2 separate regions of the Mus musculus genome follow, and region 2 is linked to region 1. The links are chromatin loops, found by intact Hi-C in ENCODE. Cell type or tissue: heart. All regions are shown on one strand. Links, peaks and the distances in the headings refer to the core of each region. The heading gives the core; the rest is flanking DNA. Region 1 overlaps Sdhaf2 (succinate dehydrogenase complex assembly factor 2). Region 2 overlaps Dagla (diacylglycerol lipase, alpha).

The links. Hi-C counts contacts between places; a loop is a spot of excess contacts. Peaks named below come from ENCODE experiments on the same cell type or tissue, not always from the same donor. Only the 100,000 strongest peaks of a DNase experiment are listed, where the experiment ranks them.
Region 2: it touches region 1 in a loop (3-fold over the local background); 4 of 42 quality-filtered maps call a loop at or near these places.

What each region holds. Positions count from the first base shown.
Region 1 is chr19:10,494,845-10,510,197 of GRCm38, forward strand. Sdhaf2 (succinate dehydrogenase complex assembly factor 2) reads right to left here. Exons shown (of 4, transcript NM_025333.4): 4 at 5,668-8,285. The coding sequence ends at 8,155. Among named protein-coding and RNA genes, the nearest start is that of Ppp1r32, 20 kb to the left of the region's middle. In heart, for the core only: CTCF peaks have their summits at 7,968 (motif pointing left) and 10,670 (motif pointing left); no DNase peak of the experiment used is centred there.
Region 2 is chr19:10,250,918-10,266,270 of GRCm38, forward strand. It overlaps Dagla (diacylglycerol lipase, alpha), which reads right to left. Exons shown (of 20, transcript NM_198114.2): 6 at 14,091-14,178; 7 at 12,177-12,311; 8 at 11,577-11,654; 9 at 9,734-9,858; 10 at 5,901-6,054; 11 at 5,380-5,463; 12 at 5,207-5,284; 13 at 4,744-4,824; 14 at 3,890-4,032; 15 at 2,800-2,868; 16 at 2,413-2,485; 17 at 1,122-1,321; 18 at 150-279. Among named protein-coding and RNA genes, the nearest start is that of Myrf, 18 kb to the left of the region's middle. In heart, for the core only: a CTCF peak has its summit at 7,664 (motif pointing right); a DNase peak (open chromatin) is centred at 7,624; H3K27ac peaks cover 251 bases; H3K27me3 peaks cover 4,254 bases.

The sequences.
Region 1 (15,353 bases), core at 3,754-11,753:
TTCGAGACAGGATTTCTCTGTGTTGCCCTGGCTGTCCTGGAACTCACTCTGTAGACCAGGCTGGCCTCAAACTCAGAAATCCACCTGCCTCTGCCTCTGCCTCCCAAGTGCTGGGATTAAAGGCGTGTGCCACCACTGCCCGGCCAGTTTTCTATCTTTGTTGCAATGCCTGGGATATACACCTAGAAGAAGGAAAGGTTTATTTGGCTAGTGATATTATAGGGTGCAGTTCGTGGTTATTTGACCCTATTGCTCTTGGATATGTGGCAAGGTTCAAGGTAGACATGTGGTGGCACATACCTCATGGGAGCCAGGAAGCAAAAGGGAGAAAGGACGGGTCTGAGATACAATATCCCAGTGACCTAATGTCCTTCCTCCTCCGAGGCTCCACCTTCCACTGATTGCAACTCTTCCCCGTATCTTAGTATCAGAGACTAACATCACTTTCGCATGTGGGCTTTGGGGAATAACCATCCAAACCGTCCCAACTACAAGGAACTCTTGGAGGTCATCTTCAGGGTTTCCCTCCTCTCCTCTCTTCCTTATTTTTTCCTTTCCTTCACTCTCTCCCTCTTCCCTTCTGTTGAGCCTTTAAGGCCTTCAAGGCACAGTAGAGGTGCCACATTAGCAGGCTAGCACTCATTAAGTATGGTTTGAAGGAGAATCACTCACATATAGGTGGTCAGGGAACCCTGGCATGAATGAGGTGACTACTGACAGCATCCAGAGAAAGGAGATGAGCATCATAAGGAGCATCCTTTTCCAAGACTCAAATGTGAGTCATAGAGGTAAAGGTGTGACTGGAGAATCAGCAGGAAGCCCAAGGAAATGACAGATCATAAAGCCAGGGACAAATGCAATGGCAACAGATGCCTGAAGTCCACTCTGTTTAAGTATGCAGAGGTCACAGTGCACTTGAAAAGAGATGTTTGGGAAGAAACACTACCCTAGAGTAATGAGGTGGAAAGCTAGTGACACATCATGAGTCTACTGTCCCTAGTTGCACTGGTGACACACGATGAGTCTGTCCTACTAGGCTGGGCCAGTGACACACCATGAGCCAACTGTCCTAAGATGTGTCAGTCAGACTGCAGCAAGCAATGACAAGGAAGTGACTATTGAGCCAAATCTCCAGGTTATCTCAGGAAAGGTGTTCCTTTCACACTCATGGTTTGAGAGAATATAGGCTGCCCCTCTGCTTTGTGTAGCCCCCTTTAAGCCACAGGAGGGGAGACCCTTTGCCCCAGTGTTCAGCTCCAAGTCGAGTCTATGGCGATATGCAGTAGTCTCGTCTCATGCTGTATGACTTCAGAAGCACGCAAACTAGAGTGACCACTCACCATGAGAGCTTCATGACCACTGACGACCCAGGGGCCAATCTCAGGCCTATGGCCGATCTCATCATAGCTGCACAGCAAAGGATAAGGCTGCAGGGTTCAGAGTCCGTCTGGCAATCCCAATTGGCAAGCTGAATCCAGAACAAGAAAATTCTGTGTACAACCTTAACTGTCCTGTGGCCTGCGTAGCTACTGCAAAGGCAGACCTCCCACCCAAGGCTGGCTTCTGTCTTGCTGCTGCCTTTGGGGGTCAGTGGCTGAGGCCCACGGATGAGGTCTTGCAGGCCTTTTACTCAGCTGTCCTTCTCCAGTGCTCCCTGGGGTGTGAGCTGTAACTCATTCATTGATTTTTCTGTGTCTGGTACTGAGTCTAGCACACTGCTTGGGAATCAATGAAATAAGGCGCAGAGGCAAACAGTGGGAGCCTCAAGGAAAGAGTAAGCACATTCTTCTCCATCCCCAGCGTCTAGTGAAAACCATTACAGTCTATCCTCCCAATTACATTTCTGAGCATCACTCATCCTGTTTCTGCTTGGACAGGAGGCGCAGTATCTAATTCACTAGCCACTAAAACCTCCCACAGCATGACTCTGCTGAGAGATGGTTTGCATCAAGGGTCAGGGACCGTGGGTCTGGCTCAAAAGAAGGCTAGCCTTAGGCTCTCCAGCCTCAGGACCAATGCTGGCTTTTCTGCCACAGCCTTGGAGCAGGAGCTGTGATGGGGTGAAAGCCAAACTGGGGACCCTGGGGTGAGGTCCCTATGTACTTCCTGATAACACTCGACCAACCTCCTTCCCCACTCTGAGAAAAACAGCCAGCCGGTGACAGGACAACCCTGTAAGATTCAGTTTTGTCTCTGTTATTCAGGAGAGGAGGAAACACTCAAAGCAAGACGGGAATACTAATCCTTCCCTCCTGCTCCCCTCTTCCTAAGCCCAAAGGAAGTCTGAGCTCAGACTGTCAGGGAGAGCTTGGCTGCCTGTGTCCTACTTGGAGGGCTTAAGTAATTAAGTCTGCAGTGGCTGAGGCTGTGGCCATCTCTCTGTGAAAATCAACTCCCCAGGCTACTCATTATAGTTTGAATATAAAATGTCCCCCACAGGCTCATATACTGGGGGGACACCATTGCCAGATGATGGGTTTGGGGGGCTCCTGAGGACTCTGACTTCATTCCTTGTGGAGTTATTATATGATGGCATTAATTGGAGGTAGTGAAAAAAGGTGGGGCCTAGTAGGAGGAAAAAGGTCCTGGGGACATAACCAGGATGCATCTTGTTCCTTCCTGCTTCCCTCTACTGCCTGGCCGTTATGAGATGAGGTGTTGGCCCTCCGTAGCCTTTTGCTCAGGTGCTCTGCTTCCACAGCCCTGAAGTAACAGAATCAGCCAGCTGTGGGCTGTACCTTTTGAAAACATGAGCTAAAACAAACCTTGCCTCCTTTTTAATAGTGCCAGGCATCACTTGACAAGAAGTGACTAACACAGTTAGTCCTACAGGGAGCCACTGGAGGGCAGCTACACTGAGTCATCACCAGTCAGTAGCCTTCCCACAGACCGCAGATGAAGAGGAGAAAGGAGCTTATAAGCCATGCTGCAGTGTGGTAGCTCCGGGGCCGTTGCTTCCTTTCAGACCCTAGTCCTATCACTTCCTGCCTGTGACTCTGAGCAAACAACCCACCCTACCAACCTGTTATTTCCTACCAACCGGGGGAAATGGAAAACAAGGATTAAATAAGATCCACATAGGACTCTTAGCAATCTGGTGCACGGTCAGACTTAATCATTTACTATGGATGGCTACCACTGTGTCACTAGGGTGCCAAGTACCACGGTGAGCACTTCCCCTGCATTCATTCCTTTAGTCCTTACCCCCTGCACAAGGTTAGGGGGTTCAGGTTTCACATCTACAGAAGAGAAGAAGCTGGAGAAGAAATGTGGTCACAGTGACAGTTCTAGGACTCTAAGCACGAGTTCCCAAAGAACTGCTCTCAGCTTTATAGATCTGTCACGGGGATTGAACGCAAGATTTCATGCGCACTAAGGCAAATGCTCAACCACTGAGCCACACCCTTCTCTCTCCCTCCCCCAACATCTGCTCCTAACAGCTTGGTTCTTTTCCCTGTGTGTTCCAGGGTACTACAATAGGCACCTTTTTTTTTTAGGTTTAAAACAAATTTTGGTGTGTGTGTGTGTGTGTGTGTGTGTACGCGTGCGCACTCATGTGCACACCTGTGCAGGTACTCTCTAACATCAGATGAGAAAGTCAGATGCCCTGGAGCTGCCTGATGAGTGCTGGAAGCTGAACTTAGGTCCTCAGCAATTACTCTTAACTACTAAGCCATCTTTCTTTGTTGTTGTTGTTTTTGTTTTTTTTAGACAGGGTTTCTCGGTATAGCCCTGGCTGTCCCAGAACTCTGTAGACCAAGCTGGCCTTGAACTCAGAAATCTGTCTGCCTTTGCCTCCCAAGTGCTCTGAGCCATCTTTCTTGATCCAGATTTTTATTACATTTAATTATGGGTCTGAGTGGGGTATGTGTGTGAGCGCAGATGCACACTGAAGCTAGAGGTTGGCCTCCTCTGGAGCTGAGTTACAGGAAATTGTGATCTATACAACATAGGTGCTGGAAACCAAACACAAGAGCAGTAGGCACTGAGCCATCTCTCCAACCTTATTAAATACTAACAAGCTGCGTGTGGAGCACAGCCTTGTATTTTGTGAGTGCTATAGTATGCATAGGAGGTCAGAGGACCACTTGGAGGAGTCAGGTCTCTCTTTCCACCCTGTGGATCCTAGAGATTGACCTCAGGTTCCAAGGCTTGGTGGAAAACACCTTTAGCAGCTGAGCCATCCCACCCGCTTTGTAGCACACACTTGTAGTCTCAGCCTGTGGGAGGTAAAGGCGGGAGGATCAGGGGTTTAAGTTATATCAAGCTCAAGGCCACCCTGGGCTACCTGAGACCACATTTAAAACAAACAAACAAACAAACAAACAAACAAACAAACAAACAAACAGAGTCAGATGCTTTGCTGGCTAGTTACATAAAATAATGTGCCTGGCTTGCATTTTACTCTAAATCCAGGTGCAGCCCAGGACCTAGCTTTACCGTCTCATCACTGTGGATCAGAATTCTTCTCTGCATATCTTCATTCTTCAAGACTGATACTGTCTTTCACAACTTAGATATCTACATTTCTATCAATGGACGGCTTTTTAAAAATTCCTCTTTTGAAACAAGATCTCACTGTGTTGCCCAGGCTGGCCTACGACCCCCAGGCTCCAGCAATCCTCTCTCCTCAGTCTGTTGAGCAGAAAGGAAGACAGGTCCATACCACCAGGCATAATTAGATGTTTGTTTCTCAAACCAGAGTGCCTCTGCCTGAAGCTGCCCACCCCACCCACACTGCGTTACTTGCTGGAGGAAAGATGCTTACATAGCTCATCCCCAGAGAGCTTGCTGGGGAACTCAGGTGTCACCAGGTGCATGGCTGGCATCTGAAGAGATTCATCAAGTGGTCAGTTAAAGGGTAAGAAGTTCAGTATCTTACAAACGATGGGCTGTACTAACAAGGGGACTTTCAGCTTCCCAGTTTCACTGCCCTGCTTAGCACATAAGGCTGCTTGGCTTAGTTTTATGTCTGAATAGGTGTGCGTATTTGCACTGGTGTACAAGCAAATGTGTTCTTGTCCTGTGAATGGGCACGCACACATGTATGTGTGCAGGCCAGACGTTGATATCTAGTGTATTTTTCAGTTGTTCTTCACCTCATTTTTTTGACAGAATTTTACTCCATAACCCTAGTTAGGCTGGTATTAACTATGTAGCCCAGGCTAACCTTGAATTTGTAGCTATCTATCTCAGTCTCCTGAATGCTAGGCTTACAGGCAGGTGCCACCATACCTCCCGGCTTTGGGCTTATTACAAAGCTTTCCTCTCCCTGTGTCCCCTCCAAGTGGCAGATGGACTGAAATATAAATGTGAAGCTCAACTATCTCAGGAGACTCCTTCCCCACTGATGCTTAAAATATAAGCCAGGTTATGCCACTGTCAAACATGGCTGAACTCCAGCTGGTGCTCCAAGCCGGTAAGAGGTGCCTCTCTAACGGCAGCCACAAGAGACACTCAGCTATCGTGGGAAGCCTAGGTACATTAAATCAATGAAGTGAAGAACTGAAGGGAAGGAAGCAACCCTGACCTGGTTTGATGTGTCTGGAGGAGCCTGTGCAAGGGGACTCACAGGGTAGGTCAGATGCTCATGTGCCCAGTACAGGATCTGAATGAGGTCACCGAGCAGCAACGTGTCACCAAGAACAATGAGTCTAGTTGCTCTTCTCGTGGGTCCTGGGGAGCTGCTGGCCTTGGCAATATGTTTATTAATTTTTTTGGAAATGCACTGTGGCTGGCCTAGTTTTACTTAATGTCTAATAAAAGAAAAAACTGTTTACATAGCACCCTTGGGCTTGACGCTGAGCAGCTTTAGTTAGCAAAGTCCTTCACTTTCAAAGATGACACAAGCCAGCCGCCTGGAAGGAAAACCACTCCTCTAGAAGCAAGCCATTCCCAGGTGCAGGCTGAACACTGTGAAGACGGAACGGGGGCCAGAAGGGACCAGAACTGAGGTGCGTACTTGGCTTCTGGGGCTTCTTGTGTAACATGCCCGTGATAAATGGGGAAGGTGCTACGCAATTCCTGTGCGCTCCTTACAGTCCAGATGCTTCTATATATAAACCCTGTCTGTTTAGCACCTCCATCCCCCTAGGACATCACAAGCCCAAAGGGCTAGCTAGCATCTCTGTAAGCTCCTGCTTCTACTCCACAGGTCTCATTCCTATTCCTTGCTTAAGTGAGAGCTAAACTTTTCCATCAAAGGACTTGTTACCAGGGTAGGTTTTTCCTTCCACTTTGCGTTCTGGAAAAGCACTCTGTGGTTATTTTAATAAGCTCAGCCTTCTGACTTTCAGATGACTGCCCTGTGTGTATATGTGCAGTTGATGATAGGCAATCTGTTAGAAGACAGGCTCTAAGTCTCAGGGTGAGGCTTTGAACAAAGGCTCCTGTCTTCCCATGCTATTCTGGGTGCTAGATGCCATCCAGTGTTACCTATCATAGCTTTTAGCAATCTTGAGACTTAAGTGATTATCGCCCTTAGTTAGAAACCAAAGCTTAGGCCAGTAAGTTTATCCTGCAGCTAAGCAATAGAGCAAAGGCTTGGACTCATAACCACCATGCTACACTGTACACCATGCTACCCTGCATCTTCTTACCAGAGCTACAGTGGGGCCTGGGGGATTCTGGGTGGATCCTCACTTTGGGAAGTAGCTAGTGGCCTCCTACCTACCACAGAGCAATACAGAGCTGTCTCAGAACTGTCATTCTTGCCTTCAATTGTCCAGTGACGGTTGCTACCGTGTTGTCTAGCAGAACGTTCATGAGCTTTGGATGTAGATCAAACAATAATATATTCCAGCTTTCGTCTTTTTATTAACCTTTTTATGATTTTTAAAAAATATTCGTTGGTGTTTCACCTGCATCTGTGTCAGATCCTCTTGAAACTAGAGTTACAGACAGTTGTGAGCTGCTTTGTGGGTGCTAGGGACTGAATCAGGTCCTCTAGAAGAACAGCCAGCCAGTGCTCTTAACCGCTGAGCCATCTCTCCAGCCCCAAATCCTGGCTTTTTGATCATGGATGCATTGCTGACTCCTTCCAAGGCAATCTCTTGTCCTTAAGTAGGCCCAATGCTATTTGTCTGTGGGAGCGTTGTGAGGTAACTGATGCTGATTCCCGCTTCCCTCCCTGGCCAGGGAACTTTTTCCTATAGCTCTTGTAGTTACCCACCCAGGCTTCTCAGTTCTGGCCTGCTTTCTCTAGCCAACACTCACATACCGGCCAGAGTGACTGCCTCTTTGCAGCTGAGGGCAGAGCTCCTGCAGAAAGGATGCCTTCAGGACTGCACAGCTCTCCTAGCTACTGCATTCTAACCGTGTGGTCCAGGCTGGCCTCAAATTCTTAGTGATGTTCCTACCTCAGTTCTCCAAGGGCTAGGATCATAGGTGTGACCTATCACACGCAGTTAAAATGTTACTTCTTATGTGTCACTGTTATTTGGTCAACTAAAATAATTTGAAAGGCTGTCAGAATGAGGAGAAAGTTTGCCTCAATGCCACAAAGTCAGAAAACTTATGACTATAATTTTGTAAAACACCATTATAAGCATGACTATAGGTTGCATAGAAACAGACAAAAATGAAGATAATTGTGAGGGTTAGAGAACTGTCAATTTTCTTCTCTTAATATTCTTCAATATTCAACTATCTTTCAGTTTAAAACATGTATGTTGTGAAAATTTGATGAAGATGTTGACTTAGTAAGCCCACAATATTCCTGCTTTGGTGCCTCATTCAGCTTGCTGTGCCTTTGATGGCTCAGTTCAGGGGCTTGGACCGACATTCCTTAGCAAAGGACTTATCACGCTGGAAGGGAGCAGTTTTATCTTAACAAAGCCCAGGGTCACTGGATAGACGATAGGGTCAGCTCTTCCTTCAGCAGCAGTGTCTTTTGTACTGTTGGGGCTGAGGCAGCAGAATCACTTCCCCTATAGTGCCCTCTTGTGGCAGACCTGCAGCACAGCACTTAGCAGCCAGGTAAGGGGTCTGACCTGTGCTGTACAGACGAGCACAGGTTAGAATGAGTCAGCTAACATATTACATGTCTTTCCTGGGAGAGATTCAAGAGTCTAAGGAGAAGCAGGAGGCCAAGGTCAGTGCCAGAAGCAGTTTCTATCCATATACTGACCACCATGACAGGCAGTGGTACCCAGCTTAATGAGGCTTTTCAAAGAGATACTCCAGATCTGGGGCACGCAGTCTCTGCTCCTTGTTTTTGTTTTTGGCGAATTCTCTCAGCAATTCCATGACTTCATTTTCAAATATTTCTGGGGCTGGTTTTGCTTCTGCAACAGAAGGGTGCACAGAAAGAATTGTGCATAGTCAGTGTTCATGTAAAAGATGTGGCGCTAAGAGGCTGCAGACAGTGCACATGTCTATGGGGTTTCAGCACTTTTAAGGCTAAAGCAGGAAGATTACTACAAGTTCAAGACCACCTTGGCCCAAAAGAGTTCCAGGCCAGCCTGGGCAAGAGTAAAACCCTATCTTAAAAAACAAAAAAACAAAACTGGGTCTGGAGAGATGGCTCAGCTATTATGAGTACTTGTTGCTCCTGAAGGGGGCCAGAGATCTCTTCTAGCGCTTATATCAGGTTACTCACAATTACCTTTAACTCCAATTCCAGGAGATACCATGCCCTTTTCTGGCCACCCACAGGCACCCACACACATATACCAATAAAAATAAAAAGTAAACTTTAAGAGCCAGTTCAAAGGCTCAATGGTTAGACTCTTGCCACCATGATTGATAACCTGAGTTTAATCCCTGAATCCATGTAGTAGAAAGAACCACTTCCCTCCCACAAGCAATCCTCTGAACACACAAACACTCTTGTACAATATAAAAATAAGTTTTTAAAGAAAAAGTAAATCTTTTTTTTTTTTTTTAATCTAAAAGCAAGCAAAAAACAAAAACCAAGCTGAAACTCTGGCAATGTCCAAGAACCACAGATGGATAAACTGCCCATGGGCCATTTCTGTCCTTCCTCCAAACACTCTAGGCTATACCAGGGTTGGCTAACCGCGGCCACACTTGTAAACAGCTTTGCTAGTGCGCTGCTCTCACTGGCTTGCATTAGGATCCAGGCTCCTTTGTACTACAGTGGCAGAGCTGAGGAATCACAACAGAGCTCACATGGCCTTAAGGTTAAACTATTTACTATCTGGTCCATAAGGAACAAATCTGGTGACCTTTGGCTTGTGCAATCCTGGCTGTCCTGTTTGGCTTTGCATTTGGCCTCAGTTGTCTTCTTATACGCTGAGTAGTTTCCCCCTTACCATCCACAACATCATTTACCTTGGGTCCTCTACAGTTTGACAAAATACAAAATTCCAGAAATAATTAGTGAGTTCTATTTAAACTATTGGTAGGCTGATAAAAGCTTAAGCCATTTTGCTCTTTCCGTCTTGTGTATGAACCATCCACATCCATGTGTGCACACTATATATGCTACCCATGCATGAGTCACTTAGACTCCTCTGTTTTGGGAATATAGTGAATGTATACGTATTGCAAGTTTATGTTAAGTAATAGTAAGTAAGTAACCATTTTTCATTTTTGTTTGTTCTTTGTTTTTTGAGACAAAGTTTCTCTGTGCAACCCTGGCCCTCCTGGAATTCAGAGATCTGCTTGCCTCTCCCTCCTGAGCGCTGAGTTTAAGATGTGAGTCACCATTGCTTAGTTACTTGTTGAGACAGGATCTCACTAAGTAGCTCTGGCTGTCCTGGAAGCTACTAGGTAGACCAGGCTGGCCTCACCCTCACAGAGATCCACCTGCCTCTGCCTCCTGAGTGCTGGGATTCAAGGCATATAACTATATTCTTTTTAATCAATAATAGACCCAAAGCACAAGAGTAGTGCTGCAAAGTAGGCGCTGGGACACAGATATGGACAGACAGGTTAATTCTGGTGCTGTGTAGCAGGTAACACTGCAGGGTATTTACATGGGCTACATGGGCTCAGTATCATCCAGTTTTAGGAATCCACTGAGGATTTTGGAATGAACTCCCTGCAAATAAAGGGAGACTATAGTGATGTGTTTCCTCTTTTATTCTTTCAATTCTTTCATGTTGAGGGCTCCATTTCCAGGCCTCCCATTGTAAGCTATAAACTTTCTAAAACAAAAGTTCCACTTCTTCTTTTTATCAGAGATCTTTGGTTGCAAATGACAGAAACTACTATAAAGTTAAGCTAATGGGAATTTCTGGGAAGAAATGAGAGGCCCAAAGAATGAACATAAATCTGCAGAATGAGATGTTAGTACACAAGCAACAGGGCTACAAGACAAAAAACAAGAATGCCAGTCTTGTCTAATGGTAGGAGTTCAGCAGTGTTCATTATTTTCAACCTTTCTACCCTACAGATAATTGGCTAAGACACCAACTCTGAGCAAAGCCTCTCACCAGCAAAATTTAGGTGACAGTCTCCAGAGGACTAAATAAAATGCTAAAAAGAATCCCTTCTAACTCAGACAGATTCTGTCTGCCCAGAGCCCAGCACCCAGTGAGTATTCTGGGTATTTTGTGATTTGGGGGTTTTAACTTTTTTCCCCCTTGGGTTGGAGAGATGGCTCAGTGGTTAAAGGTACTCACTGATTTTCCACAGGTTCTGAGTTCAATTCCCAGCAACCACATGGTAGCTCACAACCATCTGCAATGGGATCCGACGCCCTCTTCTGGTGTGTCTGAAGACAGCAACAGTGTACTTACATATGTTAAATGAATAGATAAATCTTTAAAACAATTCTGTTCTTAGTATTTTTTTTTTTTTTTTTTGGTTTTTCGAGATAGGGTTTCTCTGTAGTCTTGGCTGTCCTGGAACTCACTTTGTAGACCAGGCTGGCCTCGAACTCAGAAATCCACCTGTCTCTGCCTCCCAAGTGCTAGGATTAAAGGCGTGTGCCACCACCACCTGGCAGTATTTATTTTTTGTGTAAGAGTGTTTTGCCTGAAGATATGTATGTGTACCATGTACATGACTGGTGCCAGTGAAGATCTCCAGTAACTGGAATTATGGCTGTTTGTGAGTAACCATATGAGTATTTGAAAATGAACCTGGGTTTTCTATAATAGCCCCCATTTCACTTTTTTAAACTGTATTTGTGTCTGTGTGCCCGTGCATGCGTGCGTAAAGGAACATGCATGCTATAGTATGGCTTTGGAGGTTAGGTCTCCCTTCCCACCTTGTTTCTGTGCTGGATGTTCCTACCATCTGGCTGGCCTATAAGAATGCTGGCATTACAGATATGTACCATTTGGACTGTGAGCCTATAATTAAAGTACAAAAGTAAGTAGCTCTCTGTGAGTTCAAGGCCTGCATGAGACCCTGTCTCAACAAACAACTAAAAAAAAAAAAAACATACTCTACTGTATGAGCTCTTTACATGAGTGTTAGCACATATCTATTAATCCCAGCACTGGCAAAATTGAGGCAGAAGGATCAAGAATTTAAAACCAAAGTCAGGTCAAGTGGAACTTGCTTATAATCCCAGAACTCTGGAGGTAGAGGTGGGCAGACCTCTGTGAGTTCCAGGACATCCAGGGCTATACAGTGAGATCCTGTCTCAAAAGGAAAGGTAGGGGTGTGTGTGTGTATGAGAGAGAGAGAGAGAGAGAGAGAGAGAGAGAGAGAGAGAGAGAGAGAGAGAGAGAGAGAGAGAGAGAGATTGAAGCCAGCCATTTCAGGAAGTGTCCCAGTAAGTACAACACTTGACATGCAAGCATGAAGGCCTGCATTAGAATGTCCAAACCTCACGTATAGCCAGGTATGAAAGCACACACGTGCAATCCCAGTGCTCCTGCTCCTCCAGGAGAATCCCTGGAAACACCTGCAGACCCTGCACAGCTGCTTGCTGTGCTTGAATTCCATCCCCAACATGCATGTTAAGGAAAGAGAACTTCACACTCAGTGTGTGTGTGTGCTGTGAAGTGCATCTGTGGAGGTCTGTCTCTGTCTCTCTTACACACACACACACACACACACACACACACACACACACACACACACACACTCCAATTATTTTTAAAGCAAGCAAACAAAAAAATGTGATGTTGATTTAGAGAGAAGGCTCAGCAGCTAAGAGCATGTACGGCTTTTCCAGGGGCCCCAAGTTTGATTCCAGCACCTGCATCAGGTGGCTCACAACCAACCAACCTGTACTCCTGCTCCAGGGGTCCAATGCCTTGGGCCTCCACTGACACCTGCACCCACATGTGGCATACAGACACACATACATATACATGGTGATAAATAAAATAAACCCAGAGGGAGGGAAACTACAACAAGAAAGCAAAAATAAACAGACGCAGGGATAACTTGTGTCAGGACTCCCAGTAAGAACTGAAAGTAATTATGACTAATAGCAAAAGCTCCAGTTGAAAAAGCAGGCAAAATATAAGAACAGATGAATTCCAGCTGGGAGCTAGAAAGTCTAAATGTCATATGGAAATGCTAAAAATAAAATCACAGCAGCAGCAATGCAAAATTACTTTAATGAGACTCATTGTGACATCTGACACAATTCAAGAATCAGTGAGACGGGCCGAGAGATGTTGCCAAATACAAAGGACCCAAAATGATTTACAAAGAGAAAAAGCACAGAGAACAGATGTAAGGAACTGTGGACACAAGTTGCTCAGAGTGCAATCAGAATTACAAAAGGAAAAGAGAATATGAAGGAGACCAAAGATCTTCCAATAATAATCAAAGACATGGGGGCTGGAGAGATGGCTCAGCAGTTAAGAGCATTGACTGCTCTTCCAGAGGTCCTGAATACAAATCCCATAGTGGCTCACAACCATCCATAATGAGATCTGATGCCCTCTTCTGGAGTGTCTGAAGACAGCTACAGTGTACTTACATATAATAAATAAATAAATCTTAAAAAAAAAATCAAAGACCTAAAAATCTTGAGAAGCCAAACATGATAAATACCAAAACAAAGACCTAGACATACTGTTATTGTTAGGATGGGGAATGTTCCTGAAAGGACAATGTCCCCCATGTATCCCCAAGCTTGATGCTATTGGGAGAAATTTTGGGGATCTAGAAAGTCTTCCAGTCATTGGAGATGAGTTCTTAAAGGAAGTAGACAGGATCCAGTCCCTTCCTTTCCTACCCTCAACACACCTGACACATGCTTCCGGCACATGCTCATAATGGGCTGCTGCGTCACGTGCTGCCTCTCCGACACACCTCAGTTTTAGCAGTGCTGGATCCCATCACCAGTGACTGAATGTCTCAACTGTGAGCCGAGTGAGTCTTTTCTAAGCTGGGCATGGTAGCATATGTCTGTAATTCTAGCTACTCACAGGACTGAGACATGGTGGCAAGTGTCTGTAATTCTAGCTACTCATGAGCATGGTGGCATGTGTCTGTAAGTCTAGCTACTCATGGGCATGGTGGCAAGTGTCTGTAAGTCTAGGTACTCAGGGCTGAGGCATGGTGGCAAGTGTCTGTAAGTCTAGCTACTCAGGGCTGAGGCATGGTGGCATGTGTCTGTAAGTCTAGCTACTCAGGGCTGAGGCATGGTAGCATGTGTCTGTAAGTCTAGCTACTCAGGGCTGAGGCATGGTGGCATGTGTCTGTAATCCTAGGTACTCAGGGCTGAGGCATGGTGGCATGTGTCTGTAAGTCTAGCTACTCATGGGCATGGTGGCATGTGTCTGTAAGTCTAGCTACTCATGGGCATGGTGGCAAGTGTCTGTAAGTCTAGGTACTCAGGGCTGAGGCATGGTGGCAAGTGTCTGTAAGTCTAGCTACTCAGGGCTGAGGCATGGTGGCATGTGTCTGTAAGTCTAGCTACTCAGGGCTGAGGCATGGTAGCATGTGTCTGTAAGTCTAGCTACTCAGGGCTGAGGCATGGTAGCATGTGTCTGTAAGTCTAGCTACTCATGGGCATGGTGGCAAGTGTCTGTAAGTCTAGCTACTCAGGGCTGAGGCATGGTAGCATGTGTCTGTAAGTCTAGCTACTCATGGGCATGGTAGCATGTGTCTGTAAGTCTAGCTACTCACGGCTGAGGCATGGTAGCATGTGTCTGTAAGTCTAGCTACTCATGGGCATGGTGGCAAGTGTCTGTAAGTCTAGCTACTCAGGGCTGAGGCATGGTAGCATGTGTCTGTAAGTCTAGCTACTCAGGGCTAAGGCATGGTAGCATGTGTCTGTAAGTCTAGCTACTCAGGGCTGAGGCATGGTGGCATGTGTCTATAAGTCTAGGTACTCAGGGCTGAGGCATGGTGGCATGTGTCTGTAAGTCTAGCTACTCATGGGCATGGTGGCATGTGTCTGTAAGTCTAGCTACTCATGGGCATGGTGGCAAGTGTCTGTAAGTCTAGGTACTCAGGGCTGAGGCATGGTGGCAAGTGTCTGTAAGTCTAGCTACTCAGGGCTGAGGCATGGTGGCATGTGTCTGTAAGTCTAGCTACTCAGGGCTGAGGCATGGTAGCATGTGTCTGTAAGTCTAGCTACTCATGGGCATGGTAGCATGTGTCTGTAAGTCTAGCTACTCAGGGCTAAGGCATGGTAGCATGTGTCTGTAAGTCTAGCTACTCAGGGCTGAGGCATGGTGGCATGTGTCTATAAGTCTAGGTACTCAGGGCTGAGGCATGGTGGCAAGTGTCTGTAAGTCTAGCTACTCAGGGCTGAGGCATGGTGGCATGTGTCTGTAAGTCTAGCTACTCAGGGCTGAGGCATGGTGGCATGTGTCTGTAAGTCTAGCTACTCAGGGCTGAGGCATGGTAGCATGTGTCTGTAAGTCTAGCTACTCAGGCTGAGGCATGGTGGCATGTGTCTGTAAGTCTAGCTACTCAGGGCTGAGGCATGGTGGCATGTGTCTGTAAGTCTAGCTACTCAGGGCTGAGGCATGGTGGCATGTGTCTGTAAGTCTAGCTACTCAGGGCTGAGGCATGGTGGCATGTGTCTGTAAGTCTAGCTACTCAGGGCTGAGGCATGGTAGCATGTGTCTGTAAGTCTAGCTACTCAGGGCTGAGGCATGGTAGCATGTGTCTGTAAGTCTAGCTACTCAGGGCTGAGGCATGGTAGCATGTGTCTGTAAGTCTAGCTACTCAGGGCTGAGGCATGAGGGTTGATGGAGGCTTAGGAGTCAGGTCAGCCTGGGAGCCCAGTATGATCTCATCTCTTAAAGTTTTAAAATGGCTTTTTAATTTTGGATTTGTTTATTTATTTTATGGGTGTGACTGCTTTGCTTGTGTGTGTATATGTACCACATGTGTCCCTGGTGCCCACAGAGCCTACAAGTAGATGCCAGAATCTCCTGAACTGGAATTATATGCTGATAGCCTGGCAAAAGAAGTACACATTCATAAAGTGCTGGAAAACAAACCAACCCATGAGTCTT
Region 2 (15,353 bases), core at 4,317-12,316, 240 kb before region 1:
GAAAGACTGCAGGTCTTTCTTACTACCAGGGCAGAGCTGGGGTCTGTGGTTGGGCTGTCGAAAAGACGCAGAGTCTCTGGACCCCCTGTCTTTCAGAAGGGATTCGGGAACTCAATCTAAGGGCACCCGCTGGCCCCGCCTGCACTCACCTTATTGAGCCCCTCCATGACCACATAGGGCAGGTGCTCATGCAGCATGGCTGGTGAGATGATCACCTCGTTAAAGGCTTTATTGTCGCCCCAGATGGCAAAGTATGTGGGCTCCTCCTGCTCACAGCAGCTGGGACACGGTAAGGGAAAGAGGGGTCAGGAGGCTCAGCTCTGCACTTGCTTAGGGATCTACAGGCTGGACTTGGGGGTCCCCTGTCCACTCTAGGCTGCAGGTGAGTGTTCCCAGGCTGGGCTACTTTGTCCGCAGCCTATGAAAGGTTGACCTGGAGTCTCAGCTACAGTCCCTACAAGGCCTCCCATCTTGGTCTAGGCTACCTCTGCTATCCCTGGGCAGGGCTCAGCTTCCCAGCTTTGGGTCAGGGGGACAGCCAGTGTTAAGAAAGAGAGTCCAGGGCCCAAGGCTCCCAGAGTATGAAGCCAGAGAGTCTGTCTACTAGCACACTGTTCTTGTTCCTGCCTTGGTCCCCTTCTTGGCCACATATGCCTGCCAATTAATCTAGGGATATGGAGGTATGAACTGGCTCAGAGCCAGGTGGCCGCAACAGGCCATCTCCTCTTAGATGCACCAAGAGAAGGATTGCTGCAGCCTTGGGAGACAGCAGTGAAGGGCTGCAAATCAGACGTGGGACAGGGCTCAGTTTGAGCCAGCTGGACCTGCCAGGCCTGGTTGCCTTTGGGTCCGGTCCCTGCTTCTGCATCTTATGAATACCTGGTTCTGGCCCTGTGCAGGGCAGATGCTGCTTCCAAGGACTAGGCTCCTTCCGGGAGGCACAGAATCATAAATTCCTCCTGGAAACAGCTGTGGATGGAGTCTTTGGTTCCTTTTTCATGGCTAGAAGCTGGGGGAACTTCTCTATGATGGGGGCGGGGTCCTGGCTAACTGCTCTCGGCAGCCCCTCCCTTCCCCAAGCCCACACCCACAGTAGTGGCCCAGGCTTCGTGGGCACCTACCAGCACTGCTCAGCAGGATGGTTGTGAACCACGTGGATGATGCGGCCAGGTGGGTAGAGTGGGGTGCTAGCCGAAAGGGCGATGGTCAAATCACTGGGGTGTGTCCAGAGTCGTGTGCTGGCCAGAGTGGTCACCTCCACCTGATCCTCGGGCAGCTCCGACTTGGGGATACACTTGGTGGCCCCCACGATGATCCGCCACTGTATGGGGCCATGGAGAGGGGGGAACAGAGCTGAGCAGCTCTGGCTAGGTGGGTAGGTTCAGGGGTGCTTGCAAGGAAGGGCTCAATAGATGAGTAGAGAGGGCTGGTGGTGGGGACAGTGGCTGGAGCATTAAAGGCATGTGCCCACCTGAAGAGGTAGTGAGGTGACACAGAACTGTTGCGTTTCAGAGCCGGCAAGGGCTTGGAAGACTAGCCAAGCCCTCATCTAGGGGGCAGGAGACATACCTGATGAGGGGAGGGATCTGCTCTAGGTCACTGTGCAAGGCAGAGGTGGGGCAGGCCTTAGTATGACCCAGCTGGACCTTCTGGGTGATATGCCTGGACCTAGCCCTGTGAGAAGCAAACACTGCTTCCAAGGACTAGGCTTTCAGGGAGACAGTCTCATAAAGCTATGCTGACCCAGGGTCCTTTCCTCCAGGCACCAAGGCTAGGAAGACTGCATATAGGCAGCAGAAGGAGGGTGGGGCCCACCTGGGGGATGGGGAGATAGCTCATGGAGCACCCACTGAGTGAAAAGGGCCTCCTACATTTGGCCTACTCCTGGATGCTTAGCCACAAACCTTGGTCCTACCTCGCCCCCAGCTGCCTGGCAGTGGAGTTCTCTACATAGAAAGGGCCCCTCAGGATTTTCCAGGACCTGGTATGTGTTAGAACAAGCTGGCTCTCTCCTGGTGCCAGCAGAATGGCAGAACAAACAGCCAAACCCTCCACATGGGGCGGCAGCCTTCCTCAGGTCTGAGCAACTTCAACAGGTCTTTCCCTGCCTGCCCAAAGCACCACGCCTCAGGGATTGCCTTTCTCACACCAGCTATGTGTGGGAGAAGCACCTGAGTTCCGGTTATGACACCATGACAGTTTAGTTTGTAAGCAAAGTTCCTTCCACACCGGGCCTCAGTCTCCTCACAATGGCAAGAACTGGATGGGCTGGGCTTGGATCTCGAGGATCTGATAGCTCAAATCATCCATCACACAGCTGTGGCCTCTTGCCCTTCGTCCCTGGGACCAGTGAGGAACAACAAGAGGGACAGGCAGGACTTCCCAGTGGTTAGGGAGCTAGTGGGAGCTCACTTTGGGCTTGGTGCTCCGCTGCAGGACATCCAGAAGCTGCCGACGGAAACCTTCCAGCTGGGAAAGGCCAATCCTGTGGAGGGGATGAGCATCAGGCAGGGCCAGCCATGGACGAGGAGAGGAAGAGGAGAGGGGGCAGTGGGGGCACCTGGACCAGGGACGAGATGACAAGACCACCTGTGCTATGATGTAGAGGAAGCGTGCAGGTCAGAGAGGCCACGCGGGAAGGTATGGTCCTGCACTCTGTCTTCTCACCACAGGGCCACTAAGGATGGGAGGGGGCACTAGACCCCTTAGGAAGAGGGTGAGGGGCTGAATGAGAGATGTGGGTGCTGCGGAGTGGGCTGAGGCCTTGCTAAGAGACTGTAGCAAGAGAGACGAACTTACCTGGGGACAAGGTCTTTGCCCAGAACCACAGCAGTCACAAACTCTTTGGAGTATTCCATAGCATCCTCACTACAAGGGAAAAAGGGGAAGGGTTCAAGCCTAGAGCAGGGCCTTGGTACGAGTGGCCTGACTCTGCACCTGGGTCCCGGTTTTCCAGGGAGCTCACAATGCCAGGCTGTGCTTCAACTTCTGCCCTTCCTGCCTGCGTTTTACAAGACTTCAGGGGCAGGGTCCACCTGGCATGTTAAAAGCCCTCATCCCGGGGACTGGAGAGATGGCTCAGTGGTTAAGAACACTGACTGCGGGCTGGTGAGATGGCTCAGTGGGTAAGAGCACCTGACTGCTCTTCCGAAGGTCCGGAGTTCAAATCCCAGCAACCACATGGTGGCTCACAACCATCTGTAACAAGATCTGACGCCCTCTTCTGGAGTGTCTGAAGACAGCTACAGTGTATTACATATAATAGATAAATAAATCTTTAAAAAAAAAAAAAAAAGAACACTGACTGCGTCGGGCGGTGGTGGCACACGCCTTTAATCCTAGCACTTGGGAGGCAGAGGCAGGAGGATTTCTGAATTCGAGGCCAACCTGGTCTATAAAGTGAGCTCCAGGACAGCCAGGACTATACAGAGAAACCTTGTCTCGAAAAACCAAAACACAAAACAAAAAAACAAAAACAGAAAACAACAAAAACCAAACCAAAACAAAACAAAACAAAGAACACTGACTGCTCTTCCAGAGGTCCTGAGTTCAAATCCCAGAAACCACATGGTGGCTCACAACCATCCGTAGTGATCTGACTCCCTTTTCTGGAGTGTCTGAAGACAGCTACAGTGTACTTACATAGAATAGGTAGGTAGGTAGATAGATAGATAGATAGATAGATAGATAGATAGATAGATAGATCTAAAAAAGAAAAGCCCCCATCCTATTACCACAGTGCTGTCCTATGCCATTCCCAGGCATCCTGTATCAGAAGCTGGGCTGCCCAGTCCAACCACCAGTTCCCAGTCCTGGCCAGCCCAAGTCAGCCCACGGCTCTCAAGGGTCCTGGTTGCTCCAGCCAGCTCTGAGGCCCCAAGCTGCTTACCTTAGCAGGCCTCCTGGTGGGGAGTAAGCGAAGCACTTGAGGGTCGGGTACTGGGGGCGCAGGAGGAAGGAGAGGATGGCGGCTGTGCCTGCTCCCAAGGAGTGGCCTACCACAATCAGGCCATAGTGTTTGGTTCCACGGCCCTGGGGAACCAAGAGATGCCTGAGAGTCCTGCCTCAGTTTCCCAGCTGACACTGGGAGGATGAGAGGTCTTCTCAGAGTCCTGGGATCATGCTGTCCAGCATGGTTGCTAGGGCTGAGAGAGAGTCAAGCTAGGTCCTCACAGAGCAAAGGCTTGGTGAGACTGTTTTCACAAACTCCTACTTATCTGCTAAAGCCTTGCTCAGAAATTCCCTCCTCAAGGAAGCCCTCCCTGATTTCCCAGAAACAGCTCCCCCTGTCCTCGGCATTGCCCTCACTCTGATGATTACAGTTATAATAATTTGGTTACCTGTCCTTATTCCTCCACTAGCCTACAGTATGAGACCTGGGGATGGGGGGGTGGCAGCATCCTCAGGAGTTACTAGGAGTAGTGGCTGGGCTGACTCGGGCTGCCATCCAGCTCAGGGGTAGCCTTCTCCCTAGTTGTAGCTCTTCTTGTCACTAGTCTGTAAAATTTCTTGCAACATGTGGTCCTGACCACAAGACTGGCAGAATACACATTTGGGAATTGGGATGCAGAGTCTGGAGAAAGGATACATTGAGAAACAGGGCCTGGGAGGTAGGATGGGGCAGGGTGGAGCCAGCAAGAAGGAGCTGGGAATGTGGGAGGGAGGGACAGCAGCTAGTGTTTGGGGAAGGGGGTGCCATCATCCACCCCTCCTCTTCAGGATGGAATGTCATGGACAACTCACCAGGTCTCGCCCAAAGGCCTGGGACAGGACCATCTCCTGCTCCAACTTCTTCTTGATGTACTCAGCTGAGAGTACCATGCCCTGGCGGGGAGGAGCAGAGCAGGGCTGTTGGGAAGCCTCTGGGACCAGAACAGCCAGCGCCCCTTCTGTCCCTCCACAAACAGGCCGTGAGGGCTGGTGGGTACTTCGTTGGCTCCATTTTCAATTGCATTTTCCAAATGGGAAAACAGGGGTTCAGAGGGATATCTGCCTGATACAAACAGGAGTGACATCCCCCCAGCTGCCTGCCCAGATGCTTCTAGGGACAGGCCCTGAGCTCCCTAGGCCTTAGTGGGCAGGCAGAATAAACCACATCCTTCTGACTGATCTCTGACAAGGGAAGATGCCCTGCCAACCACAGGCACCAGAGTGCTGTCAGGGATGAGGGCAAGGTGGGGGAACCTCAGGGCGTTGAGCTTGATACCTTGTGGCCCAACCAGGTGCCTCTGTGTCCCTCCACAGGGAGGCGCTCAGCATCGCCTGTCAGGTCAGTCAGGGCATCCTTGGGGAAAGAAAAAGGCAGGTAAGAGGTGTCTGAGGAGAACAGGCAAGGGCAGCAGGTACTGGGGCCTGTGGAGTAGACACATGGGCAGTTACCTTGGGGGACAGTGTTCCCCGGATACTGATCACCACTTTCTTCTTGTCATGGTCCACAGCTACGTAGAAGGGAGTTTCATAGACCTAGGAGTACCAGCTCATGAGCCTGAGTGACCCCAGAATGAGGCCAGACTATGGTGATGAAACTCCCCATGGGCCACAGGGTCCCTAACACCTGTCAAAGCCAGGGTTCCTGGAGGTCACTGAGGATTCTTGGGTACCTAGCCCTTCCATTCCACTCTGCCTCAGGCAGACCTGTGCTCAGTCCAAGTGGCTCACTGCCTCTCCCCAGTGCCTCCTGTCGCTTCTAGTCCCTTAAGGCTGAGCCTGGAGGCCTTCATGCTGGCATTTATTTCTCCCATTAGTCTGAGGCAGTGTGAATCTCAGGCACCAAAATGGAGGAGGCCATCTCTGGTCTATACACTGAAACCATAGCTAGCTCCACTGGCCTGAGGAGTGTCTTTGGTGGCCTGGTCCCCGGTGGCCCCCAGAGGACCTTGGGCCCCAGCCTGGTCCCTCACCGCATCGTGACAGGAGGTGTAGACAATATCTACAGCAGTCATGTTCTCATCCAGGAAGTGACGGCGGATAGCGATTGCGTTGCAGCCACAACAGTTGTCTTCCTCAATGGTGACCCCAGGGGCGAATCGGGGTCGTGCAGGGCAGAGACAGCACCTGGAATGGGGTGGCAGAAAGCTCAGGGCAGGCAGCACCAGTGGAGTGATGTTTTTTCCTTTCCATCTTCTCTGGAAGTGGCTCCAGGTGGGGCTTCAGCCCCACCCTATCTGTCTCCTTTAATTACCCTTGTGAAGCCCTGGTGACCACTGAGTGGTCAAACCACGAACTAGTTCATCACACAGTCTCCTAACACACGACGCTACCTGGACCATGAATCTTCCCCTCTTGGCTGCAGATCCCACCGCTCTTCTTTCTTCCCAGGCCGAGCCTCGTCTCCAGCTTGCCCTTCATCTTCAAGGTCCTGGGTCTAGCCTGGACCTCCCTCCCCTCTAGCAGCCTACTTCATGTGTTTTCCATAAAGTCACGTAGGACAGCAGTAGACCCACTGCAGACCTCCGAAAGGCACCTTACTGGACTCCTGCGTGGCATCTCCCCGTAGCTGTACTGATGGTTCCCTGACTATCATACCAGCTTCTCCCAGTCACATTTTTTTTTCCAGACAGGGTTTCTCTGTGTAGCCTTGGCCGTCCTAGAACTCACTCTGTAAACCAGGCTGGCCTGGAACTCAGAAATCCACCTGCCTCTGCCTCCTGAGTGCTGGGATTAAAGGCGTGCGCCACCATGCCCGACTAAGACCGGCTTTCCAGGCTGGAATGATAGTTGTAGAGCACCAGACTCTGGCTTTTACTCGAGTGATGGGTATTGAACACAGGTTCTTGTGCTTGCAAGGCAAGTGCTTTACCAACTGAGCCAGCTTCCCTTCCTACATTTGTTTGTTTGTTTTTTGTCTTCGAGACAGGGTTTCTCTGTGTAGCCCTGGCTGTCCTGGAACTCACTCTGTAGACCAGGCTGGTCTCAAACTCAGAAATCCACCTGCCTCTGCCTCCCAAGTGCTGGGATTAAAGGCGTGCGCCATCACAACTGGCCCTAGTAACATTTAAAACCAAACCTGCCTGCTGTCCTTTCCCATCCTCTTTGAGCGCAGACCGACCTCCTCTCCCCTGTCTACCTTTGTCCCCACTCTACCAACTCAGTAGCACATGGAGGGACCCTGTGACGGCACATCGAGCCACTGTCACGTTTCCTCTTAGGGTCCCACAGAGACGCTCCCCTTCTCATCATAAAGGTCTGAGTCCTTTCCGGGATCTGCCCCATTGGGCCTCATCTGCCCGACCTCCACACACCCCTCATCTACACGGATCTTAATTTTCCTTCCTCTTCCCCCACCAGATTCTATGCACATTATCCTCCCCATACCCTTTAGTCTCCATCCAAATGAGACCCTACAGTGAGCTCCACTCCAGGTACCTCTCTGACAGGGCCAGTCCTGACCTGACCCCTGGTCTAGCACTCAGCTCTGTCCCTCTATAGCATCCATGTGCTCCGCTGACCTGCCCCAGAGTCCCTCATCTGTGTACCACTGTGGCAGGTGTTACACAGGGCAGGGTCTGCTCTGTGCTAGTCACAGATGTTTCCCCGATCACCAAGCCTGTTAGGCATACAGGACACTCCCCAGGGTAGATGAGCCAGGGCTGAACTGCTCATTCCACTGGGGATGGAGGCAGGGACAGGTTGGAGAAAAATAAGCATCTGCTTCTCAGGCCACCAGGGGGAGCTAGCACCCAACAGATTGGTATCCAGAGCTGGGGGCGAGTATAACTGGGCTGCAGGCCGTCTTGAATTGACATTTCCTGTGAGGTGTTTGTCTTCTCAGAGCAGCGCCTGTGGGACTGTGACTTCCCAACAGGGAGAGGCCTCATCGAGAAACCCCAGAGTCAAGTCAAGACTTGAGCTTGCCTGAGCTTTGGATCAGGAACTGCCCCATACATAGGATACAACACACAGGACACTCATCCTAGAGCTGTGCCTGGAGAAGCCACCATCAGGGTAAGTGGTGGCAGGTTTGGCTCAAGGTCCTACCTTCAAGACTTCAGGAAGTTCCCCTCTTCCCTCAGCTGAGCAGAAGGCTCAAATGAGGTAGGGGAGCAGCAGGACTTGGGTTCCAATCTTTCCTGCTACTTCACATTCTGATTCTGTAACCATGGTCCAGATAAGCCTTGGCGTCTTCCTGTCAGAGTCAGCACTGACTGCTGCTTCCCAGAACTACTAGACCCCAGCCTGTCCCCTAGGCCAATCCCCTTGTCCCACTCCACTCTCCACACAAAATAGGCCCTTACAAAGTGTGATGTGTCACCCACTGTGGCAGACAACCAAAGTTCAGGATCTGAGAGTCCATGGAAGTGACAAGCAGCAGGCAGATAGCAGATGCTAAGTACGGTACCCAGCGATCTCTGTCTCCAATTATCCCCACACTTTGTGGCTTTGACTCCACCCCACCCTAGGTTCATTCTTTCAAGAGTCCTGGACCTGACTGTGCCCCACCAAAGCTGAGGACTCTGTCTTCTGCCATTTCAGTACTGGCTCATGCAGGAGCTGATATTTCCACTGTCTCCAAAGCACTCAGAGCCCCATAGCCAGCGGCTCTGTGATTTGGAACTGTCCTATGGGCTAATAGCACCTGCTAGAACCGGGGAAACAGGCTCCTGGGAAATGGAGAGGGCCCATCTAAGCACAGGCCTAGGGGCTCCTGGCTCAGAGCTCATCTTGAGAATCTCTCCATCCAGACTCAGGATGTCCAGTGTCCCAGGATTGCAGGGAAAGTGACAAGCATGTGCACTTGGCAGAGATGGGAGGAGCACACAGTGACCTGGTCCTCTCTGCTCAGCTGGGGAGAATGAGAACACGGTCCACGTGGAGGCACTGTGCAGCAGGCATGGATGCGGTCGCCTCTGGGAGGAGGCACGGAGAACAGAGGCACTGCCCACTAGGTCACTTTTCTGGAACAGGAGCCCGGGGAACTGTCCTGCTTCTGCCTGTCATGGACTGAGGACGGAGACACCAGAGAAGGGCAGGGTCCTTCCAAAGCCCTTCTCTGGCCCACTTTAAAGCACAGAGCCCCACCTCTTTTCCATGAGAGCAGGGCTGAGGGTGGAGTGAGCTACAGGTCGGATCTGGGTCCAGGCCTTCTTTATTTTGGTTTTTCGAGGCAGGGTTTCTCTGTGTAACCCTGGCTGTCCTGGAACTCACTTTGTAGACCAGGCTGGCCTCGAACTCAGAAATCCGCCTGCCTCTGCCTCCTGAGTGCTGGGATTAAAGGTGTGTGACACCACTGCCCGGCTTGCCTTTTTTTCTTTACTCAGAACTTTGTACTAAAGTGCCTTCTTGGTGTACTTCTAGAGACCTCCATGGAGTGGGCCTACTTCCCAAGAAAATTCTTTCTTCTAAAGAGGCAGCACACAACAGAGCATCCAAGAGAAGGGAGATGTGGGCAGGAGGGAATGTCTGTAGCGGGCAGAGGATGGCCCAAAGACAAGAAAACTAGCAGTCAGACACTCAAAAACAGACGTATCCACATCCCATTTCACAGATTTAGAAACTGAGGCTCACAGAAGTACACTGACTTGCCCAAGGCAGCAACTGAAAGTCTGCCTGTAAAATTCCAGTCCAGGGAGGAAGCAGGAGGAAGCCAGTGGCCCAGTGACCATATGGAAGAGAGGAGGTAGGGGCAGGACAGCAGTTTCAAAGCTCCAGGGGAAGTGGGTACCAGTTCATCACTGCACCCTCCCTCCAGCCCATGCTATATGCTACTGTGGCTGGGGACTGGCTGTGTACTCACGAGCAGGACCGAGCCAGCTGGCAGAGACCACAGGTGGGCTTCCTCATCAGGTACATGGGCCAGCCATAGGCGGCTAGGGCAAAGAGCATGTAGTAGCAGACTTCTTTGTAGCGTAGCATCTCGTGCTGGAAGACAGGATGCAGAGGGTGGTGACTTCTGCCCTTCCTGCCTGATACCTCAGTCACCACCAGTCCCTGAGGTGGGAGCCCGCCTACTTGCTCCAGTGAGGGACAGCTGCTGGGCCCCAAGGAGGAGCAGTCCCTCCAGACACTAATTACATTTGCCCAATTATTTCCCTATACCCAGGCCAGCATACTCATGGGATCCATCCTATCATTATTGTCTCGGAATTTATGATCTGGGGACAGAAAACCACTTGGAGCCCTGGCTTGTTTACCCAAGAAGGAAGGGAACATGGGGTGTGAGTGGCAGTCTCCCCCCACCCCACCCCTTAGCAATCAGGTCCTGGGAACTTAACCCTGTGAAACCTTAGGGCCTGAGGCTGCGAGTGTCTATGGGCAACCAGATAAGCCACACTGGGCATGGGAACGGTCAGCAAATGTCTCTGGCTCACTAATCCTCTTGGGCTTGACTCACAGAGTCCCAGGCTCCTGAGGCTGGGGTAGGCTGTCTCCCTGAGATTGGGATCATGTTAGAGAAAGGTGCCAGTTTGAAACCCAGGAGTCTGCCGCCCAACAGCTGCCCTCAATGGTTGGTGTCAGCGCTACAAGCTGTCAGAGGCTGGGATGGCAGTGTCCCAGCGAAGCCTGTCAGTCAGTCCCCAGCCCCTAGGCACCAGGACTGCGGCACTTGGAGGGAATTAGTCACCTTGTAAAAGTTAAGGAGGGTGATTAGTCATCTTGTGAAGTGAAACAGGTAGGCCTCAATCAGCACCCTCTGCCTGCTCTTCAGGAACTCAGGAAGGAGCCAGTAGCTGCAGAGGCAATTACCCTGGGTGACAGGACAGGGAGGCGGGGCGATGGTAGCCTCTGCCAGGTGGCAGGTGCAGACTCTGCACCTCCCCAGGGGGTGGTAAGAGCCAGCCAGGCAAGGCCCGAGTGAGTGGCGGGCAGCTGGCTAGGGGAATGGACTAGATATGTATGTGGCTGGTGAAATGAAGTGATGCCTGCTTTGGGGAGACAGATGCCTGGGCCTTTCCTAAAGACACAGATTCCCAAGGGCCAAAACTTTTCCAGCCCTGTCTGATTTGGTACCAAGCTTCCAGCACCTTGCTTGCCTGGATTTAGGATGGGTCAGTTCCCCCTACTGCAGCTCTGCGTGCAAGGTATGCCTAGGGCATTTTATATCTGTCCTGAGGGCTTTGAGGATGGCAGGCTTGCTCCAGGTAGCAGAGAGAGGTGACTGAGCAAGGATGCACCTAAATTAGTTTGCCTCTCCTGTGCCAGGCTACCAGCTGTGATTTCCCCCCCTCAGCCACACTGGCCTGGGCTGTGCCTTCCTTCACACCATGGGGCTCACGTTGCCAGGACACACAGACTTTCTATTAAGGGTGCTCGAGGAAAGTTTCTATTGCTAAAACGGTGTTTAAACGGCCACACCACACCCCACTGCCTGCTATGAGAGGGCAGCAGCAGCAGCAATAATGTCACAGCTCGTCCCTGTAAAGCACTGTGCAATCTCCAGGAGCAGGGGTCAAGTGTCCTGGAGTTTGGCTAAGGGATTCAGGGTCCTCCTTAGTGATAGACACAGCATGATGTGAGAGCATTGAGGACCTCATCTGAGACTCCCTGGACAGCTGAGCAGGAGTGGTGGGGTTGCCTCACGCCATGTAGTTGCAGGGAAGCACAGAGCGGCACTGGGGACAGGAAGAAGCTCCACTCACCGAGTTCTTGAGGTCGAGGTACTTGGTGTTTCTGGTCACTGGCATCCCAGACAGGAAAGCCAAGATGTCATTGTTTGCCTGGAAAACAGGCGCGGTAAGATGGACAGTGGTCCAGATGTGAAGGTGAGAAGGGAGTTCCGTTTCAGCCTGCCTCAGAGGTCTGAAGGAACCACGTGGCTTGCAGCTCTTCTAACATCCAGCAGTTTTCAAAAATCACATTTCCCTGTATTTCTAGTTTTCTGCATTCTACCCAGACCTTCCAACCCCAAGGGATGGTCCTGAGCCACCCGAGAGAGAAAGGGGTTTTGTATGAGATGTCCAGAGACCAGAACTAGCCTGTTGGTGAGGACAGGGGCCAGGGCAGATTTCAGACAGAGGCTGAGGCACTGGAGCTGGCAGTGGCCATCGAGCCCCGGTGAACGGGACATCCTCAGAGGCTGGCCTCAGAAGCAGCCACATGTGGTGCAGACAACTCTGCTGGAAGGTTCCAGATAGGACAGTGGATGGTGATGAGCAGTAACAGCGGCCCCGGGGGCCCACGGGGAAAGGATGCCACAGGCTGTGCAGCAGGAGCCCACAGGGGAGCTGGTGGGTGCTTACCTCGTCCAGCACCGCATTGCGTTTGGCTCGCTGCCGCTGTCTAAGCAGCACCAGGCCAGCAATGATGTCGGAGGGCACGATGTCGAGGTCACGGAAAAATTCAGCAAAGAGGTAGGCGATTTCTGAGTAGGCATCCTGTCAAGCGAGGCCCGGGATGGCAGGAGGCAGGGGCAGGGCAGCAGGAGAAAGGAGAGACCATGAGTGAACACCAAGGGCAAGGTGACCGGAAATCGCTACAATTCTGGGCAGCTTTGCCCTCAGGCGTGCATGCCGCACCTCCTTATGGCAGGAACCTGGAGACTCTTTTGTTTCTGTTCTTTTACCATCTTAGCTGCTGACCCTTCTCCACCTCCCAGGCCTCTTCTCTCCACTGAGGTCCCTTTGCTCGCAGGTGCCAACCTAGGCGGATACCTCTTCTCTCTCTAGATACCCAGGATCAAGTCCAGGCAACCCTTCTCTAGAAGTGAAGCCACACAAGGCATCCGGCTACCGCTGTCCTACCAGCTGTGACCCTGGAAGTCCTGCTACATCTCCCAAACCTCGAGGTTCCCTTGCTTCTCAGCAGCCTCAGCTCAGGGGCCCCTGTGATGTGCGTGAGAAGCACAATTCATAGTCGGTGGCCTCTCTGGCTTCAAGTTGGCCCCAGCCCTTGGGTAAAAAGGAAAGAACAGAGGCAGACAAGCCCTGCTAGCTGTGGCCCTGGGTTTCCCCTGCCTTTTGTTGCCTTGAACCTATCAGGAGAGGGCAGAGCGAGAACAAACTCACAGCAACTGAATCTATCTCACTGGTCTCGTCCTTGAGTGCCTGGCAAGTCAGGAGGAAAACGCCAGTGGCTACCTGCTCAGACCTCTAAGGGGCCACACGGAACGGAACTGTGCTCAGCTTCAGCTGCTCAGCTCAGGGCGCCAGGTTTGAACATACAGGCGGTTATGTAAAATTTTCAAAGACTGGCAGTCAAGTATAGTTCTTTGGTGACAAAATACAAGCTGGAGAAAAATCCCTCCTCTGGGATCTGCCCCTGGCTGTCTGTGTCTAACTGGACTGTGCTCTTCTCACTGGCTCCTCACAGCAGTGCTGACTCTGTTTTATGGGGTGAACAGTGTGCCTAAGGCCCAGGCAAGCCTGGTTTCCACCTCTTGGGCTCCATTCCCTGCCCTCTGCAAGGCACACCTGCAGCCAGACCTGGACCAGGATCTCTCAGGCATTCCCAGACAGCCCCATGAGGTACTCCCCAGCTGCCAGGGAACTCTGGGCCTTCCTTCCTTCCTTAGGTACTCGCTCTAAGGTCCCTGGGGGCTACTGTTAGGGAAGGGCCACTCCAGGCTTCCCCAGGGTGTCTGAGGTGGGCGCTTCACTGTCTTCTGACTTCTCAAGCTCTGCTACTGCCTAGCTGTGGGATACTGAGCAAATCAGTCCATCTTTCTGGGTCTCAGCTGACTGATCTGCAAAATGAGGGGTAGGGCTGGATGGCTGCTAACCTGCCTACCCAACTCTGAGGGGTTCTATCTCCCTTCCTGCTCAGAGCCACCTTCTGCAGAGCTTGCTCCTCAACACTATTGGTCTATCCACATCTCCGACCTCAGAGATGTGTGCCATCCAGCCCCAGGCTAAGCACTCAACAGCACCCTAGACCTTCCAGATCCATCCACTGCTGACCACATGGTACTTTTAAATTAAACCATGTTCCAAGGGTACCAAATCAGTCATCAAGGCTTTCTGTTTCCGCAGTGAAACAGGTGAATGTCTGCTTTGCAGGGTCGGGCAGTTTTTCAGCGAAAAGGCCCACAAGCAGGCTGTTACTCTGCTCACAATGTCCCACTTCCTACCAGCCCCACCCACCTAGCATTACCAGAGGAGTGAAAGGCACTTCCATGGCAGAGAGAAGACCCGAGGCAAGCAACTATGGGTACTTACTGACTGGGAATCCTTTGTCCGGGTGCAACAGAGGAACACTTTTAGACGGCGGGACCAGCTGGTGGCCTGACCCTCCTCTAACCGGTGCCTGTGAAGGTAAACAGCTGCATGTGTCAGGTCACGGGGCTGGATTAGAGGAGCTGGCCAGATGTTATAGAAATAGGATGGCCTGTTCCCAGGATACAACAAGGAGCCAGTGGGCCTGGGGAGGCTAGGCAGCAGGCTACCTACAGCTGCATGGCCAGTGACCTAGCTGTCAGCCAGCCAGGGTGTTGCTAGCCAACCTGGTGAGCTCTAGAGGCCCTCACACTCCCCAGCTGCTGTCTGGGTAGGGCAGGTATACTGCCTGCATGGTTTCCCTCTGTTCCTTCTGCTGTCCCTCCTCAGGTCAGGTGGGGAGTTAGGCGGCTCAGGAGTCAGTGAGCAGAGAGAACGAGAAGCTACCTTCCCAAGACGGGATCCACATCCCGGGCACCTAGGAAGCTGGTACATTTTGAGCACAAAGATAACTCTGATATCACGGGTCTTGGCTCATTCCTTTAAGCCCAGCACTTGGGAGGGAGTGGCAGGCAGATGGATCTCTGAATTCGAGGTTAGTCTGGTCTACAGAGCAAATTCCAGGATAGTCAAGGCTCAAAAAAAAAAAAAAAAAAAAAAAAGGAAAGAAAGAAAAAAGGAAAAAGAAAGGAAGAAGAAAGAAAGAATGAAAGGAGAGAGAGAGAAAGAGAGAGAGGAGGAGAAGAAAAAGAAGGAGGAGGAGGAGGAGGAAGAGGAGGAAGAGGAAAAGGAAGAGAAGGAGGAGGAGGAGGAGGAAGAGAAGGAGGAGGAGGGAAGGAAGGAAGGAAGGAAGGAAGGAAGGAAGGAAGGAAGAAAAAAAGAGACAATAGTCCTGACACTAAACACAGAATCTCAAAACAGCCAGAAGAGGCTGTGACTGGGTTTTTTTTTTTTTTTAAAGATTTATTTATTTATTATATGTAAGTACACTGTAGCTGTCTTCAGACACTCCAGAAGAGGGCATCAGATCTCATTACGGGTGGTTGTGAGCCACCATGTGGTTGCTGGGATTTGAACTTCGGACCTTCGGAAGAGCAGTCGGGTGCTCTTACCCACTGAGCCATCTCACCAGCCCTGTGACTGGGTTTTTTGTGAGCAATGTTCTGTCCCCTTAAAAGCCTGTCATCGAGTCAGGGGCAAAAGGCAAGGTAGCACTCCGATGCATTCAAGTCACTTAAGTCATCAGGAATGACAGACTGGCTCTCG